Linked DNA regions of Mus musculus: regions 2 and 3 are each linked to region 1. A link is a loop called in an ENCODE intact Hi-C map of the cell type or tissue named here. Cell type or tissue: left cerebral cortex. All regions are shown on one strand. Each heading gives the region's core, and the rest is flanking DNA. Links, peaks and the distances in the headings are about the cores only.

Region 1 (6,609 bases), core at 769-5,768:
GGATCTGCAACCCTATAGGTGGAACAACATTATGAACTAACCAGTACCCAGGAGCTCTTGACTCTAGCTGCATATATATCAAAAGATGGCCTAGTCGGCCATCACTGGAAAGAGAGGCCCATTGGACTTGCAAACTTTATATGCCCCAGTACAGGGGAACACCAGGGCCAAAAAAGGGGAGTGGGTGGGCAGGGGAGTGGGGGTGGGTGGATATGGGGGACTTTTGGTATAGCATTGGAAATGTAAATGAGCTAAATACCTAATAAAAAATGGAAAAAAAAATCTTTAGAGGATGAGATTTTAGATTTTAGATTTTCCTTCTGTAACCCTTCCTTAACTACCCTTTTCTGTGTGTTTTACAGTCTAACTCCAACTTCTATTTTCTAATTCTGAGAATGTACATAAAACCTTGTAAATAGTTTCCTACTTAAGTTCATTTTCTAAATGTGCTTATGTAAAATGTTATACTCTATACTGACTTTACTTACTTGAAAAAACACCTAGTTACATTAAATAGGAACAGACTACCTTCATTGAATTTGTACAACCTTCAAATTTACATAACCACTCTTTGTCTGTCTGTCCCATTAATGTTTCTTGGACTTTATAAAAAGTATTAATTTTTCTCCTGCCATATTTTGTTTTTATAATGACTGTTAGATTCATGGTATTTTCAGTGTACCCACATCAATTTGTAAAAATATCTCAAAGCTATGACTATTTCATACATTCAATTATTTTTACATACATATCAAAAAGACAAATCAGAACTAGCAAATCAGCATTTTTCTTTCCTTTTAATGTAAATTTCTTAGGATAATATACTGTCCCAATGTTTTCTTTTAAGGCTGGAATAAAACTAAGGTTTTCTACATGCTAGGCAAATACTCCACCACTGAGCTACATCCCATGCAGGGCATCTATCCTAAGGCAAGGACAATATCCTTAGGCTGGGTCCAGAACAATTGTGATTTTAGCACTCCTCTGGAAGGAGTCCCACTTTCAAGAATTAATGTCTTGGCTCCTGGTTTCATTACTCATAAATGTCACTAAAATTTTCACCAAATATGAAAATGTGTGAGAGTAGGTGGAAGATAGCTGATTCACTGAACCATTTTCCTAACTTGGATTATTCCATAAACTCTAGTTCCAAAGCTTTAAAGACAAATGGATTCTATTACACTCAGTAAATAAGCATTTGGTAAAATTAATCATAGCATATAGAAAATATTAAGATTAAAATGTCAGTAGGATTAAAATGATCATACAACTTTAACCCCTGGCCTTAGAATTCTAGAAAGTGCAGAAACAAATTTCCATTGTTGAAACCATTCAGACTGGCTTTGTGTTATGGTAGCACAAGCTCACTAACATAACATTCTGTCCCTACAACAAGGTTTCTGTTATACAAATCCTTATGCAAGATGAAATTAATAGACTTATAATGTCAGAGGGATGATCATATAAAGGAAAGAATGGATTTGTGCTACACAAACTAAATTTGGTTCCTGCATTTACAATTCTTTAGTGATTGATCTTTAAAAAGTAGTTTAAATGCTTTACTTTAAGTTTGTTAAATTGAGTAAGACATATCAAGACGACCCCTGCATAATGTCTGGCATATAATAACTACTCAACAAAAGTTAGCTTCTGTATTGGCTCTCACTTATTTACATTTTATTGTTGTAAAGTAAGACTTTGAAGACTGGCTTCTAAGCTTAAATAGGTGACTATCATGTTAATTAATCAAATCTATATTCAAGCTCTGGATCTGCTACCAAATAATTTTAGTGTTGAGGCAAGTTGCATTTTCTTCCTTATTATAAAACATCGCTATATGATTCATGAGGATTAAGTAAAACTTTGCATAGGGAATGTTAAGAATGTGACCAGACAGATTTTTAATGACATAAAAATAGTTTTTGTTGTAGTCACAAACACTTGTATATTTTTTTCTATTGTAATCTAGACATTGGTGGTTATGTGTATGGCCCATTCCTAATAGAATCTCTGCTTGTCTTATTGCCCATGTACTCAAGGTCTTAGCTAACAACTAGCAAATGCTAATTCAACTGTAGCTATTTTTCTCATAAGTTTAAAACTAAAAGTGTTATTCGGTTAGGGTGAGTTTTCTGGTTATTCCTTCATGTAGCTATGAAGTCTTACTATTTTTGTGATTTTTAAAATCACCACCCTTACTGCTATCATCCTGCTGGCATTCCACAAAGCAAATCAGAACACACATAACCTCTGTCATCAGGGAAAATAACAGTTAAAGCATCTTGATTGGATTTACCCAGTGTTTTAATAAAATCTCTCATGGCCCAATTCCCTTGTCCTCATTTTGCTGTTGATGAAATCCCTGGATACTACCATAATGTTGGTTTTATCACTCTGTAGAACTAATGTCTGCTGTTTCCCACACTCCATTCCTTTAATCACACCTCTGGGATACTGGAATGCACTAAGTCCCATGAGATTACCTAACACACAGGAATAGCAAGTGAGTCTCTGAAGCATGTTGAGGTTGTCACAGTGGCTTATTTTCTCTCTTTTACTCAAATATCATTAAGTCTGCTGCCCAGGTGTCCTGGGAGCACTTCTCAATGAGAGGAATCCTTCCAATAGAACTGTTAGTTAGTCCTTACTTCAAATTGAGTGGGACTTGCCAATTTCCGGAAATTCCGAAGAACTGGAGACTGTGTTGGGTTGTGAGCTTTGAGAAAACAAGGAAATAGCCACAACCAGCCTTAATTGAGTTTGCTAGTTCATTCTTATTGCTTTAAGCATGGAATTGCCCATATTCTCAGAAGTCCCTCAGTTTCTACTCTATCCATTTTCTTTATACTTGGCCTCCATCTGCCCCTGGCCTCAGAGTTTATTTACTTGAAGTAGTCATCAATCCATTCAAATTCAAGAATAGATATTGTATCTTTTGTTTCTATAAAGTCACTCATTCTCATTAAAACTTTGAGCCTAAATGGTTATCAGCTGCCATTACTGCCTCATGATTAAGAGAAAAATAACATTTCCCTGGAAAACAAAAGGAACTGAGAGAAAGTGTTGAAGTCTCTTACAATTATTAGGCCACTAATCGTATTGTTAGTTGCCACAAAAATATCTTACAGCATCATGGTTAATTAAAATAATCTCCTTACTTTGTTTGACTTTTGATTTTATACTAGACTCATACCATCTTTTTCCTCTATAGAAAGGAAAATATAGAAGAAAAGATAATTCCACAGACATATTAGAACTTCAATTAGGTAACAAAGGCAAAAGGAAGACATTCTTCAATAGATTATGGAACTCAAGACAAGCTACTGAACAGAGGGAAATGATAATGACTGTGGATCAACATCATGGCTATTACCGGTTATAGAATTATAGGGTTATGTGGGGGCCAGGGATATGATTCAGTGTTTGCTACTGACAGTGTGGGCTTCAGTTCAATCCTTACTACAGCTTGTAAAGTGACAAGAGATAAAAATTCTGTAAGGTACTGGAAGGAGCTACTAAAGAAATTTAATTCTGAGATAGCAAGATTCTTTCTGTCTCCCTCTCTACCTTTCTCTGTCTCTCCATCTTTTCATCTCCCCTTTTCTCTGTCTCTTCATCTCTCCCTCTCTTCCTGCTTTCCCTCTCCCCTTCTTTACTCATCCCCTCATGGTACTAGAACTGTTATACAAAAATTCTTTTTCTGATGCTCATTTTCAGTGAAAATGATGTTTAAATAGGACACGGATCACATAAATAGAGTAGAGAGGACAAGTTTAAGCTGTCTCCATAGTTTCCAGTTTGACAGACCAACTAACAGATGGTATGGTTGGGAAGTGGAGCTGGTGTTTGGCAGGAAAGATGTGTGTTTCACCATGGACACATGGCTTAACACTAGGAATCTGCATAATGATGTTTTAGATTCAAATGTTAATCAAATACCAGAGCTCTAAACAGTCTGAGCAGCAGAGGTAGTATGGATCTCAGAGAGATAAAACATAAATCCATGAAACTGAGTAGAAACTACACTTGGAACCTAGGCTAAAGTGTTAGAGAAACAAATGATTAAACCTTACAGAGTTTGAAAATAACAATTAATGTAAAATAGTAATAATTTAGTGGAAATATTGATAATATATAAAATCATTTGAAGTCATATTTTTTTCTAAAATATTGCATTTGTGCACCCATGTGCATGTCTATGTACATGTGCTTTGGCACACATTTGAATATTAGAGACTATCCTTCAACAATTGGCTCTTGTTGAGTCAGGGTCTTTCTTGCTTCTGCTACTATAGATATGTGTCACACATCTGGCTTTTTACATGGGTTCCAGGGATCTAATTCTGTTCATCAGGTGTTGTGTGGCTGCAATGTTACTGAATGAATGTCTTCAATCTTGGTTAGTTATTGTACAATCTCAATGAATACTAAAACCAACCCACTGATATCAAGTATTTTCCCATTTCCCAGATGAACAAAATGAAGAAAGGAGAGTAAATAAGTAGCCTAGTTCTAACATATGAGAATGGAAAAATAGTAGCCTGTGCTGCCTGCTAAATGGAACAAGGTAGTTACAATGAGTGAGAGAATCAGATATAGTCTTTGACATGAATCTAGTGGTTGGAATATCCAGATGGACAGGTGCCCTATAGCAGTAAGTGCCTATGTGAAAAGAAGGATGAGTGGGACTGAAAGAAGCCCCCCAGGCATGGTGATGAGTGTCCTCAGCATAGGCATTGCAACAGGTTCAGCATAGAGCAGACTTAAGGTCACACAAATTGGATCATAATTAGGAAGGCAATAGTTTTAATCCACCAACATGGCGACTTTGTCATAGAATCACATCCAAAGATATGATCTGGTTAGTATGCAGACATAACTTGGATTACAGTATGATCTGGGTGGAAAAAGTGACAGGTTTAAAAGTGACATCTAGGGGCTGGAGAGATGGTTCAGTGGTTAAGAGCACTGACTGCTCTTCCAGAGGTCCTGAGTTCAATTCTCAGCAACCACATGGTGGCTCACAACCATCTCTAATTGGATCCAATGCCCTTTTCTGGTTTGTCTGAAGACAGCTATAGTGTACTCACATACATAAAATAAGTAAATCTTAAAAAAGAAGAAGAAGAAGAAGAAGAAGAAGAAGAAGAAGAAGAAGAAGAAGAAGAAGAAGAAGAAGCATCTAATTGAAGGGCAAAGTGAGAAATCAAGGATTTGACAGAATGAGCCAGAGAATGAGAAGAAGCCAGAAGATCAGAATATATTGCCATTGCTAGGAAGAAGCTACGCAGAGCAATCCATTCTGAAGCCAAAGAAGCTGGATTGATCAGTCAGCTTGGAAGATTAGATTGTATCCAGGTGTAGGTCTAGGGATAGTGAGAACAGAGAAAGAAATGCTCTGGGCTCAACCCAAGCCATGTATTCACGCTGCTTATATAGAGCTCTCAACTCATCACTTTATGTGAGAAAATAAAAGTGACATTTACATAATAGAATATTACAGCAAGTAACACAGAAGTCAAAAGAAATAGCACTTGATCTATATCACATAAATCAAGAATATAAAGTTCAAAAGATATTAGTAATTTAATCCAGGTCTAAGACATATAAATATTAGGGATAAAAAGATATAGCACTGAACATTTTTAGCATTCTTTCTATTATGGCACTCAGAGTCATATAAATCTAATTATCAACGTGTTATTAAAAGAGACTATATATTAACTTAGCTCAAAAACAAGACTGGCCAAATAGAGGAGGAAACATCACTCAGCACCCCAGAAGTCTTTATGGGAATAGTAAGAACTGTATTCCAGAAGTTTAGACATGAATTTGTATACTAAGAATAATTAGAAATAAATTTAATAGTTAGGAAAGGTAAGTTGGTCAAAATATAGAAAAAGTGGCCTAACACAATGTATGTATTGTAATGAGATACAATTGGTCATTCAAGAATTCTAATACTCAGATATGATATAATTCAAAGACTTCTAATATTATAATTTATTAGATTGGATCTTCATTAAAAAATGGTGACATGTTGTTTTATTCATCTTTAAGACTTCTGTAATTTAAATAAAAGATCCTTTGGGCACAGATCAAAATATTTTAACATTTTAATTTTATTATTAATAATAATGGAAGTAAAACAGATAATGTAAAATATTTTAAACAAATCTTTATGGGAGAAACATACTATTACAGTGCTTTAATTTTTCCATTAAAATGGATTCTTACTTAAATATCTAAAAGCCTAATGAAGGACATAAATATTTTTCTAAAATATTACATAGGAAAAGAGAATGAAGGAACACATTCTAGGCTTCATATAAAATCTTTATTATTTTTCTTACTAACTCTTTTAAAAATATTTGAAACATAGATATCTTTTGGAAGAATTTGCTTTAATGGCATACATTAAAGTTTGTTGAGTTATGAATATATTGATATATATTTAGCAACATAGCTTTTAAAACAAATTTGATATATACTAATTAACATGTTTTCTTAACTAGGATCATATATTTGGAGCTACTAATGAATATAATATAAAAGTATGGGTAATGGTAAACATGAGTAATCTTTCAAGATATCAATACTGCTATAAGT
Region 2 (6,609 bases), core at 1,078-6,077, 130 kb after region 1:
GGTAGAGGAGGAGGAGGAAGAGGAGGAGGAGGAAGAGGAGGAGGCAGAAGATCATTTGCTTCCCTCTTCTCTTCTGGAATTCCCATGGTACCTTCTGGAACCACAAAAACTATTTCTAAGGAAGGCAGCATTAAGGTCTGTCTCACCTCAGGGTCCTCTGAGTGCTGTGTCTGAAATGCATGCTTTCTTCAGAAATTGGGTCTTGCCTTCCACCTTTGAAGTGGCTAACCAAGGCCATCAGCAATAATGTGTAACTTTGGGGGATTCTGTATATAAACCTGACCAAACACTGAAAAATGGGGTTTCTTATGCCTGGTGTTGAAGGATTCATTAGATGATCTTTGCCTCTTGAAGTAAGCACTGTCAAGCCATATTAGATGTTTTAATTTCAACTATGCATGTATATCTTACACATACTTATGATATAGATTGTTTTTTAAAATACCATTCTAAGAATAAAAGAACTTCTGGGGAAATCACTATCCCTGACCTCAAGCTGTATTCCAGACAAATCGTGATGAAAACTGTAAGGTATAGTTACAGAAACTGACAAGAAGGTTAATGGAATAGAATTGAAGAACCAAAAAGGAACCCACACACATATGGTCACTTGATCTTTGACAAAGTATCTAAAATCATCCAGTGGAAAAATGACAACATTTTCAACAAATGGTGCTGATTCAACTGGCAGTAGAATGAAGAAGCATGCAAATTAGTCCATTCTTATCTCCTTGTACAAAGCTAAAGTCCAAGTGGATCAAGGAGCTACACATGAAACCAGATACACTGAAACTAATAGAAGAGGAAGTTGGGAAGCGCCTTGAACACATGAGCACAGGGGAAATTTTCCTGAAGAGAACACCAATGGCTTATGCTCTAAGACCAACAATTGACAAATGGGACCTCATAAACTTGCAAAGCTTCTACAAGGCAAAGGACACTGTCAATAGGACAAAATGGCAACCAACAGATTGGAAAGAGATCTTTACCAATTCTACATCTGATAGAGGGCTAAAATCCAATACATATAAAGTATTCAAGAAGTTAGACTCCAGAGAATCAAATAACCCCATTAAAAATGGGGTACAGAGCTAAACAAAGAATTCTCAACTGAGGAATATGAAGTGGAGGAGGAGCACCTGAAAAAATGTTCAACATCCTTAGTCATCACAGAAACACAAATAAAAACAACCCTGAGATTCCACCTCACACCAGTCAGAATGACTAAGATAAAAAATGCAGGTGACATCAGATGTTGGTGCGAATGTGGAGAAAGAGGAACACTCCTCCAATGCTGGTGGGATTGCAAGTTGGTACAACCTCTCTGGAAATCAGTCTGGCTGTTCCTCAGAAAATTGGACATAGTACTACTGGAAGATCCAGGTGCACCACTCCTGGGCATATACCCAAAAGATTCCCCAACATATAACAAGGACACATGCTCCACTATGTTCATAGCATCCTTATTTATCATAGCCAGAAGGTGGAAAGAACCCAGATGTCCCTCAACAGAGGAATGGATACAGAAAATGTAGTACATTTACACAATGGAGTACTACTCAGCTATTAAAACACAATAACTTCATGGAATTCTTAAGTAAATGGATGGAACTAGAAAATATTATACCGAATGAGGTAACCCAATTGCAAAAGAATACACATGGTATAAATTCACTGATAAGTTGATATTAGCCCAAAATTTCGGGAACACCCAAGATACAATTCACAGACCACCTGAAACTCAAGAAGAAGGAAGACGAAAAGGGGGATGCTTCAGTCCTTTTTAGAAGGGGGAACAAAGGTCCCAGGGATTAAAACACCAACTAACTAGTACACATGGAGGGACTCAAGGCTCCTGTTGTTTATGTAGCTGAGGATGGCCTTGTGGGATAGCAATGAGAGGAGAGGCCCTTTATCTTTTGAAGGTTCTATGACCCAGTGTAGGGGAATTCTAGGACAGGAAAGCAGGAATGGGTGGGTTAGTGAGAAGGGGGCGGGGGTATGAGATAGGGGGGATTTTGGAGGGGAAATGAGGAGAGGGGATAAAAATTGAAATGTAAATAAAGAAAATATCTAATAAAAATAATAAAAAATTTCAAAAAATAATAAGGGGGAACAAAATACTCACCGGAGCAAATATGGAGACAAAGAGTGGAGTAGAGACTAAAGGAACTGTCATCCAGAGACTGTCCCACCTAAGAATTCATCCCATACACAGTCACCAAATACAGACACTATTGTGGATGCTAAGAAGTACAAACCAACAGGAGTTCAATATAGCTGTCTCCTGAGAGGCTCTGCCAGAGCCTGACAAATACAGAGGTGGATGCTTGCAGCCAACCATTGAACTGAGCAAGGGGTCCCCAATGAAGGAGTTAAAGAAAGGACGAAAGGTGCTCCCAGGAACTAAACCTCCAACCAAAGGGTACACATGGAAGGACCCACGGCTTCAGCAGCATATGTATCAGAGGATGGCCTTGTAGGGCATCAATGAGACAAAAGGCCTTTGGTCCTGTGATGGCTCTGCTCCAATGTAGAGAATTCAAAGATGGGGAGGCAGGAGTGGGTGGGAAGGTTGTGGAACACCCTCATAGAAGCAAGGAAGGGGAGATGGGAAAGGGGAGTCCTGGGGGGGGGGGTAACTGTGAAAGGGGATAATATTTGAAATATAAATTAAATATCCAATAAATAAAATAAAATACATTGTTTGTATGACTCCTAATGACTCTTTCAGGCATAGTTACTTTTATCCTTGACTCTCCTTCTCCTGTACTTATCTTTTTATGTAATTCGAGTCCCAATTCCCTTCCCCATTTTTCTCTATAGCACAATAATACAGATGTGTGTGTGTGTGTGTGTGTGTGTGTGTGTGTGTGTGTGTGTAGCTCAGAGATTTTTTTTAGTCTCCTCAGGTAAAATAGATAGAATAACTAACCAAGTGAGGCACAGTGGTCCATACCTAAAAAGCCTGCACTTGGTAGATAAAGATAGGAATATCAGGAGGTTCAAGTCATCTTTGGCTAGGTAGAAGCATCTTTGGCTACTTAGAAAGAGGAACAAATATATCACAGGAGATAGAGGGAGGAAGAAATTGGGAGGGAGAGAGCAGCAGAGGGAAATGAGGGGCAGGACCAAGTGTGGGAGGAGATGGGAGAAATACAGAGGGTCAGGAAATTGAAAAACAGAGATATATAGCAGTGGAGGCTGGGGAACTGGGAGTAGCCACTAGTAAGTCCCAGATGCCAAGGACCCAAGAGGTTCCCAAGACACAGTGGGGACAACATTATCCAAAATACACAACAAAGGTGATAGAACATGTAGAGACCATATCCAGTGCTTAGCCATGGCCCTTAGTTGAGGGATGGGGCCAACCACTCATCTCAGAAATGTTAAACCAAACTTGTGCCTGTCTAAAGGAAATGCAGGGACAAAGAGTGGAACAGAGACTGAAGGAAAGGCCATCCAGAGACTGCCCCACCTAGGGATCCATCCCATCTGCAGACACCAAACCCAGGCACTATTGCTGTTGCCAAGAAATGCTTGCTGACAGGAACCAGGTATAGCTGTCCCATGAGAAGCTCTCCTAGAGCCTGAACAATACAGATGCAGATACACACAGCTGACCATTGGATTGAGCCTGGGAACACCAATGGAAGAGTTGAGGGAAGGACTGAATGAGCTCAAGGGGCTTGCAATCCCATAGGGAGAACAACATCAACCAACCAGAACCCCAGAGCTCTCAGGGACTAAACAACAAACCAAAGAATACACATTGAAGGACTCATGGCTCCAGCTGCATATGTAGCAGAGGATTGCCTTACCTGGCATCAATGAGAAAAGAGGCCCTTGATCCTGAGCAGGTTTGATACCCCAGCATAGGGGAATGCTAGGGTGGTGAGTCAGGAGTGGGTAAGTAGGTGGAGGAGTACCCTCATAGAAGAAGGGGGCAGGAGGCATGGGATAGGGGTTTGCTGAGGGGAAACCAGGAAAGGGACAACATTTGAAATGTAAATATATAAAATAACCAAGAAAAAAAAGTATGAGAAGCTCCAATGAGTTTTGTGATTTCAAAATGCAAGCTTTTTCCATTATAATACCATATAAACATGACCCACATAAATTATGTAAATCATTCAAATCTCCCAACAAATCCAGAGCTGTAGAAAGTAAAAAATGGATATAATCCCTGACTCAGAAATCTGGCCTAGAAACATTTTACATATATTTTTCTCCAAATAGTATAAGCTATTTGAGGAAAAAATGCAAATGTCCAAAGATCAGAAAAATGTGAAAGTAGGATGAAAAAAAATATAGGATAAGGCTTCTTTGTCTAAGATGCATACAATTATACAGGCCTTAGTATAGCAGAGATTGACTGGAACTTTATGTAGATATACTTCCCTAAAATTATATATGTCCATCATAATATCATAGCATTTGCAAGACTTGAGGTTTTTAATAACATGATAGATAGATAGATAGATAGATAGATAGATAGATAGATAGATATTGACATGTGAGTCTCTTGTTCTAACGAGTGAGCTGTGAATCACATTTTTTGTTTATGAATTAATGATAAAAGACCTCTTTTATATATGATTAAATGGAAACAGACAGACTTTAAGTGACTACTGGGGACCCCGTCCTTCCAAAGCTGTTCTCTTCAGGGCTTGATCTCCAGAAAATGGAAATCTACCGGGAGGTTGTTCAAGTTCTGTGAGGTAGGACCTCTGGATGAAGTAGAGATATGCCTTTGCAAGCTAGCTGGGCACTGACCCTTTCCTGTCTCTTGTGTTTTACTTCCTGGTTGACACATGATAAGTAGCTATCTTCTATGATTTCCACCTGCCATCAGATTCTTCAGCCTTCTCTTAGGGTCCAAAACAATGGAAAACACTCAACAGTGGACTGAGCATATTAAAAAAAATGGATAAAATAAACTCTTACTCCCTGTGAATATTTTTGTAGCATATTACTAAGTAAAATACAAAAATAAAATAAGTTGTATGGAAAGGAATAGCTAGTTGAACATAGCTTTTGTTTGCTATTTCAATTCTCTTTCCTAGTTGTTAACCACATCATGATGCTACATGTAAGCAAAAAGTTACAAATACCTCTGTAGCAATGACACATATATTAAAAAAAATAGATGAAAGGGGAAATCTGCGTTAAACATAATTTGAACATTTTTATGGGCAAATTAAAAGTATGTGGGCTTTAAAAATAAATTTAGAAGACAAAAATCTCCACAGACTGCTCCACACCAAATGGCATGATTAAAATATATGAACGGGGAAGAAGGATCCTCTATAACACAGTTTAAGAGTGCCACATTCACTTTAGTAGTGACTTGCTTGACAGGTTTAGAAACCTGGAAGCAGTCCTGAGGTGAAGAGTTTCATGGAAACTTAGTCTCCTGGAACTGTGGCATCCCATAGCACGTATGCTCCAATTTTATCCTTGCGAATGGATCTATGTGCTTTCAGTATTGTTTTGTTATAGGTGCCTCCAAATAATGACTTGCCAAATACCTAAGTGAAATCGATCTTTGCTTCCTGGCCTTCATCAATACTCTAGGTAGTCCTTGAGCTGACCATGGGCTTGGAATTAAGTAAGAATGTTGTGTATTCGGTGACATTCAGAATTGCCTTTAGTATTGTAAGAGAGACAGTGAAAGAAATCAGGCATTACTATCTACTACATAGAGTTAGAAATGTCAGAGCAAGCTTAGCAAAGTAAGTTTAGAATTCTTATTATAGTTATGTATGACAGACTACATTACTTATTAGTAGAAAGTCCCTCCCCCTCCCCCACACACACTATCACTTAGAATAAAAGCCAAGTCACTCTCATATACAGGAATTTACAATGGCTTAAGAAGTAGATCGGGCTGTGGTTTAGAGCAGTGCATTATTCATGAGAAGGTTAGCTAGAGCAGAACTCCCTAATTAGAACCACGACTTGGGCATGAAAGCCCTTGCCCTGGGAGTGTAAAGACCTCACACCTGGCTTCTAAGACTATAGCTGACCTTAGATAGAGCTGACTTTGTCTCTGTTGTTTTATTGCCCAGTTCCTGCCAGTCTTTGTGTTTGCCTTTCCTCTGTTTTGTTTAAGAGTCATTAAGCATCTGATAACCTTACTGTACCTTGCCAATGTGTCACCTAACTTTTCTATTTTCTTCTGTATAAAAAGTTTGATGCGCAATTTGACAAATTACATTCAGATCGAGCACACTCCCTTGTGTCACATCTTTTTGTCACCCCATTCTCCCCTACCCTATTCCCATCTGTCCGAGACTCTGATTCCTGTGGATTGAGGAGGTGCGACTGAGCCCGGTCCGTGGCAAAAGAGGTGTGCTACTTGCTTCTCAAACTGCTTAGACCAAATATCAGTCAAAAAGCAACTTAAGAATGGTTTTTTTGGACTTGCAGTTCTGAGGAATGTATACTATTATGACAGTAAGACATGAGAGCAACAGCAAGAGGCTTCTGGTTACAGTGCATCTGCATTTCGGAGAGGAGAGTGATAAATGTGATAAATGTTGGTATTTGTACTGACTGGTTTTGTGTGTCAACTTGACAGAAACTTGACACAGAGAAAGGAGCCTC
Region 3 (6,609 bases), core at 682-5,681, 200 kb after region 1:
TTGTGTGTCTTCTACGTACACAACAAGAAAGGACATAAAGAGATGCCTTAGCATCAGAATTAATATTTCCAAACAAATAATTCCAAATCAAGGACACTTCTATGTAATACACTGTCATGTTCTCAAAAACATATATCAAAAGAATCATCATTTTTTCACAAAGTTAGATTCAGCTGGATGTATTTAAATAGTGTGAAGAAAATGGTACATACACAAATGTCTAAGTCCATATATGTGTCCATATATCCAATAGCAAAAATGTATAAAGAAATATGCCTCTTCATTCCATGAATGTAGCAAACCTTGAATAAAACATGCATACATATTTTACTCAAGTAATACAATTATGTACATATTTACAATTTATTCAATCTCATTTTTTCTGATTAGTGTTCATCTTCTTCTATCATTTAATTTTTCTTCATCTTTTTGTTACAGGGCCTCATTTAACTTCCTACATAACTAAGGATTACTGTGAACTTTTGTGTTTCCTGCCTCAACCTTTCAAGTGCTGAGATTTAAGTTATACATCGCCATCCTCAGTTTTAATTTACCATTTCTAAATGCATAAATAGTCCCAACATTCTTCAAAAAGTCAATATAGCAACATTCCTTGAAAAATTCTCAATGCATTTTGAATAAAATAAGAATCATGAAAGTTATTTACTCACAAATGTAAACATTTTTAGTGAAGCCAATTAATTTAGTAGGAAACATGACAAAATAACAGTTCAGAAAAAAGAAAGAAAATGGTGTCTCCTTACCCAAGTATTCTCAAATCATAGATATTCTTTACGTGGATAAATATCTATTACTGAATTTTTCAGTGTTCCCTGGATATCAGTCTGAATGGCTATGATGTGTACAATGGTAAAGGTCTGTGTATACATTTGATAACAGGTTAAGATTTAAGCAAGTACATGGGGTGTTCAAATATCATTCTTATCCAAATAACCTCAGAGTGCCTATAATAAATAGACATTAAATTTTCATTTTCTTTTTTCTTTTTTGTTCTTTGGATTTCCTCTGTCCTTTTTGGGCATAAAACCCACAGGTAAAACACTGCTATGGAACATCATGGAGCTCTAGAAGATGCAGTTGAAATACATGAATTTTACATTTAATCATAAAGTGTAAAGGACGAGGAAAAGTCTTTTATCTAAGTGGTGGTTTGTTGCTCAGTAAGTGTCCAGTGAAGCCTAGGGAATAGTATGAGTACCTGTCCAAGGTGCTGAAGAAGTTTCCAGGAGAAGGATGCAGACTTGGTAGAATGCAAGTCATTAACCTAGTGAGTTTGGCAAGCAAAGTTTTCTATTTCTAAACCAACAATCCTTCAAAATGGAAAGTTCCACAAATGACAAAAAGATTACTAACTGACAATTTAATATGTATTACACAGAATTAACAGAGAAATTAATGGAGGAAATTCCCTCCACTCCATAAGAGAAGAGCACAAAGCACTCACAACAAGAAAAAAATAGCACACCTATATCCTCTGAAACTCATAATAAGGTGTCAAATAACTCAGAATAAATCTTTGCTGGATGAAGGGGTGCCCTTAGTGCTAAGCATTCTCACTAGACTGTTGTTATAGGCACCAATTTGCTACCAGAACTAGAAATACAGGAGATCACTAGTTCACTTCTTAAGCAATTTAAACAATAAAATATAAAGTTGGATATTGAAAGGAAGAAAGAAAGGTGAGTCCACCTTTCCATTTGTGAATACCAATTTCTTATGAAGAAATAAATTGATGCATAGCACTACCTACTTGTTTGGATACCCAAGCTAATTCAGGTGAAACAGTTCCAGGATTCTGACTAAATAAAAACAAGAATCTGTTATCACTTTCTCAAAGTCACTTTTCCCACACCATGCACTCTAAAGAGAAATACGAACAGCCATACATCCTACAACTAGGTGGGTAATCACCCAGGTCAACCATTACTTCCTGCTGAAATGTCCCAAAATAGATTAGGCTACTGTAAACATCAACTAGAGTTTGCTTGGTAGAACTTTCCTGGTTCCTTGTCTCCAAGTCCCTGTAGCCTGGGATCCCTCTTCTGCGCTCTGATCTGCTGCCCCTGGGTAGCTTTGTGTCTGGAAGGAAGGGAAAGCTATATCCAAGGAAAAAGAAAGCGCACGAAGTTGCGCTAGGGGTTGGGGGCGTTCAAAGGACATTGAGATAGAAACAATAAATCCCAAGCTGTGCTTTCAGCACCAAACGCTGTACCCCCACCCCACCCCGCCCCAGGCAGAGGAGAAACCAATCTATTACCCAGAAGTGATTCTCCTTCCTTCCCTTCTCTACCTTTGCTTTCTCAGTTTTGAGTTCTCCAAAGGACTGGGTAAGCCAGTCTGCATTCTAAACCATGTTCTCCTTTCCTCAGAGCTCAGACACGGGGATCCAAAGGCGTGCATAATCCCTATCTTAGACCTTGCATACCTCCCCCTGCTTTACCCTCTTGCTCGCGCCTTTTCCACCAACAGGTTTAATTAATAATGGTCTTCTGTAAAAGAAGCAGATGTGAACCTCTTCTGCTCTGGCCACCCCGGATTCATCTAAGTCCCCTCCTCCAAACCACACTGTGAGCTTATCAGCATGCTTAAAGCTTCTAAATCCTTGACAGGTCTGGGGATAGATACCTGGGCACACAGACATAGCAAGCTTACCCCCTGTTGGCCACGCAGCAGGCAGTGAGATGCTGTTTAGCTAGCCCCCCGGAGTAAAGTTGGGCAGCAGAAATCAATGGGGTTGAGCCAGCTTTTCCTTTCTTGGGCTTTTCCCCAACCCCAAGATGATCCCAAGCTCATCCCCTGTGCTCGGAGTGCTCAGAACAGCGGAGCTGAGGGCGGCATGTACAGCAATCTTCCCCTCTATGGAGACAGGGGGAAGGGGAGAAGGGGAGAGAGCGGAGGAGGGAGGGGTGGTAGTTAGTATTTATAGAGAAGAGACTTCTCTGCGCAACTTTTTGGTGCCACCAAGTGGCACAGTGAGTTCCTTTAGGAACACAGACTCCTGGGCAGATCAGGATGGGTACACTAGTTTCATGGCCAGACATTCAGGATGGGGGGAGCTGAAGACACCCAGGGAGATGAGTTTATGAATGCATACCATCTCAGCATCTGCAATGCAAATCTCCAAATTCTATAAATGAATATGCATTGACAGAAAAGGGCTAGAGATGACTTCTCCAGTCAAGTAGAAGAGGAATCAACATGGTATGTGCCAGCTGCCTGCTGCCCACTGGGCTATAGACATGCATGCTCTAAGAGAAATATCGCTTTTCTCTTCCCTCCCTAAGCCTTCTACTCATATTACAGAACATTCCTGTCTCATTCCAAAATCCTCATTTGCCACACAGTGACAAACCTTGAAACTAGGATGTGATTTTCTTTACCATAATCAAGCCCAGGTAACTTCTCAAAGCTTAAGTTAAATAAAAGCAAACAAACAAACCCCAAAACTTCACAACCTATCACCAAAATATGTTTTTCAAATGCTACTTCGCTAGACAATAAAATAAACAAACAAGCAAATAAGCAAAATGTAACTTTAAGTTTTGTGCATTTGAAATTTTCCAAACAACTGTCAAAACTCCATAATCTTTGCATGGGCCTGAATGTTTGGCTGGACTCAACCTTTCCCATAGACCTTTCATAGAACCAGCATGCATTATCCAATGGCACTGTGAACGTTACAGCTGTTAAAATACTTGGAGAGAGAACATCTTTACAATCTATTTGCCTGTATTTCCGGATATCTCCCTTCCCTCTTTCCCTGTACAATTCTTCAAGCTTATACAAACACACACTATTTTGTGAGACTTCAGTGTCCTAAAATGCAGTATGCTTTCCACTTTCCTGATGGAGAGAATAAGTGTACAATGCTTGGTAGTCTTGTTCAAGGTCACATATTTTCCTAGACAATGGCCTAAGGGCTTCTCAGGGTGTGACTGAATGAACATTGGTACCAAATCTGACAGACCCAACTCTCCTTGCTATACTACCACACATAGCTCATGGAGTCTGTTCAACTCCCCTCTCTTTCCTCTTGATCTCCATGTTCTTCATTATCATCCTTTATGAAAGTTCTGTCAGAAAATTTAAGGTTAAAAAAAATCTTCCTTTCACTGCTAGAAATATATAATCTTAGCTTTAAGGGTCCAGACGTGCTGATACATCTCATAAATGGGTTAATGATTCCAGAGAATCTCTTGGTCCTGGTGTTATAGTCATTCAAATGTCATTTTAGAATTGTAATACAGTATTTAAAACCATCCATAATCTTCTTCCCTGTCTCATTTTTGGGGTGCAGCATCAGCAAGTGTGCTTACTACAGCCCAAACATCTAATATCCTCAGAGATCTAAAATTCTCCTCCCTCGCTAAGTGCATGCTTTATCATTGCACATGTACCAGCATGAGACAGAAGGGGGGGGGGCTTTATTGGTTTTATTTATTTTTTTCTGCCACTGATTATTTTAGCTATTTTCTGTGGAAACAACCCCACTGAAATCCTTCAGTTAGGTGAATGAAAACAAAAAGATATTCAAAAACCTCCCATTTAGCCATACCACATTAGCCCAGGCTCCTGACTCTAAATTCATGTCTAATTTATAGAGCACATGTCCTTGCGGGGTGACTTTCTTAAACTTGCAGGACCTTCTAGTATCCCTGGCTTCACCTGTCGTCCACCTGCCCACCACCTGCCCTTCTGGGTCCCTTTAGTCCAAGCACCCGCCCCTTGCTCGCTCACTCTCCATCCCTGCACTGGGGGAGGGGCTCCGGCGGCATCCTACATCCCTGGTAACTCCACAGCTGAGAGAAAGAAAAACAGCGCTATGCTTACCAGGTGCGCTCCCTGAGCCTTGCTCCTCTGGACAGCCGCTCCTTTCAAGCTCCCTGCGCTTTCGTAGCGGCCTTGGCTGCTGCAGAAGCGCTAGTGGCTGCGATCTAAGCTGTAGTGGCAGCCAGCAGAACGGCTGCGGGCCCGCGGTGGTGGCGCTCGCTCTCTCGCGCCAGCGCCTGGAGCACGTGCTGCGCCCGGGCAGACGCAGCTGGAAGCGCAACGCTGGGTTGGCTCCTACTCTTGCAGAGTGCAATTGGGGGCGGCTGGCTAGCCTTGGATCAGTGAGTGAACACTGCTCCTAGAGCCTCTTGGTCTCAGGGTTCAGGCCAGGGCAGTCTTGGACTTCCTCACTACCTCATTCCCACCCAGAGATGGAGAAGCAGGAGCTGTGCTGGGAGGCGTGGGTGGCATGTCACTCAGAGAGAAGCTGGAGAGCAGGTAGATAATCAGCTTCTCTCTGAAGATAGTACGAAACTCCTGACAGTTATTGGGAGAAGGGGTATTATTGCTGGAAGACAGAGAGAGGAGTAGGAAGAAACAGAGAGACAAACACAAGACTGAGAGACACAGAGAGAAGAGAGAGAGAGTGACACAGACTGTACTTACACACACACACACACACACACACAGAGAGAGAGAGAGAGAGAGAGAGAGAGAGAGAGAGAGAGAGAGAGAGAATGAGATTCAGAGAACTGCAAGTACGGTTCAGAAGCCCGAGTGATTAGAAAGACCAATGTATTTAATGGTCTTGAGTCATTAATAATGTCATTTTGCATTTGTCTGCACTTCTTAAAAATGTTTCTTCCTACATCCATTAAAAGTCTTTCCCTGTGGGACTTAAATGTTTTACTTCTTCCAATTGCTTGGCATCCTTTTCTTTGATACCCCTAGTACTGTCTATGGACATCAAAAATGCTAAGGTTACCTTCACATTATATCTGAAAGAAAAAGAATAAAAGGGATCCCTATAAATTACTTGCATGGCTTAATTTAAACAAAAGAATAATTGGGTAATATTATTATTGCCTGAGCAAATTAAAGGAGCCAGGTACTTTCAGTAGCTGAATTAATGATTAAAACATGCACAACACTGAAGTCAAGGACACCAGTTATTAATAACTACTAATGTTTGTCAGTGGGTCCTTGACAACAAGGTAGTGTTTCTTTGATTACTTCGGTGATATAATAGTAAGGAACGGAAGAAGGGAAGTATCCATTTAAAACACTATGTCAAGCATTAAAAGACATTTGCCCATATGTGTGTATTATAGCCCATTTACAGCAACACATTAGAACCAGACTCCAGGTCCACCAACAGATGAATGGGCAACGATGTTATATATACATATAAAACTTTTATTCAGCTGGAAAGAAAACTGAAATTATGAAGTTTACAGGGAAAAAAATGATCAGCCTCAAGTGTATAGCATTAAGTTAGGTGGTCTAAACCCAGGAAGACAAAGCCAGTGTGGTCTTTCTCATGTGCAGATCCTAGCTTGTAATGTGTGCATGTGAAAATATCTGTAAATGTGGACTGATCTTTAAAATACAATCAGCATCACCCCCACAAAATTACTAGAAAGGAAACCAAAAGAAGGGAAAAGGGGTACTAAAGGAAGAAGAGATCAAAGGGCACATTTGCTATGAAAATGAAGAAAGGGGGTAGAGTATCAGAGGGAGTGGGAAGTAAGCAAAAAAGAAGAGGGTGGGAATCTGCTAAAACACACTTTGTTTGAAAACTGATTAATGATGTCTAAT

The links. A loop is a pair of places that touch in the nucleus more often than their neighbours do. Peaks named below come from ENCODE experiments on the same cell type or tissue, not always from the same donor. Only the 100,000 strongest peaks of a DNase experiment are listed, where the experiment ranks them.
Region 2: it touches region 1 in a loop (6-fold over the local background); 2 of 42 quality-filtered maps call a loop at or near these places.
Region 3: a loop joins it to region 1, with 5 times the contacts of the local background. A loop is called at or near these places in 2 of 42 quality-filtered maps.

Annotation. Positions count from the first base shown.
Region 1 is chr7:87,785,012-87,791,620 of GRCm38, reverse strand. All of the region lies in intron 3 of Grm5 (glutamate receptor, metabotropic 5), which reads right to left. Among named protein-coding and RNA genes, the nearest start is that of Grm5, 200 kb to the right of the region's middle. In left cerebral cortex, for the core only: no CTCF peak of the experiment used is centred there; DNase peaks (open chromatin) are centred at 1,015, 3,485 and 3,829; H3K27ac peaks cover 745 bases.
Region 2 is chr7:87,653,574-87,660,182 of GRCm38, reverse strand. The region is part of intron 3 of Grm5 (glutamate receptor, metabotropic 5); the gene reads right to left. Among named protein-coding and RNA genes, the nearest start is that of Grm5, 73 kb to the right of the region's middle. In left cerebral cortex, for the core only: no CTCF peak of the experiment used is centred there; DNase peaks (open chromatin) are centred at 3,957 and 4,089; H3K27ac peaks cover 931 bases.
Region 3 is chr7:87,582,783-87,589,391 of GRCm38, reverse strand. It overlaps Grm5 (glutamate receptor, metabotropic 5), which reads right to left and starts at 5,224. Exons shown (of 11, transcript NM_001143834.1): 1 at 4,852-5,224. In left cerebral cortex, for the core only: CTCF peaks have their summits at 2,994 (motif pointing left) and 4,939; DNase peaks (open chromatin) are centred at 2,061, 2,953, 3,913 and 4,978; H3K4me3 peaks cover 4,706 bases; H3K27ac peaks cover 3,498 bases.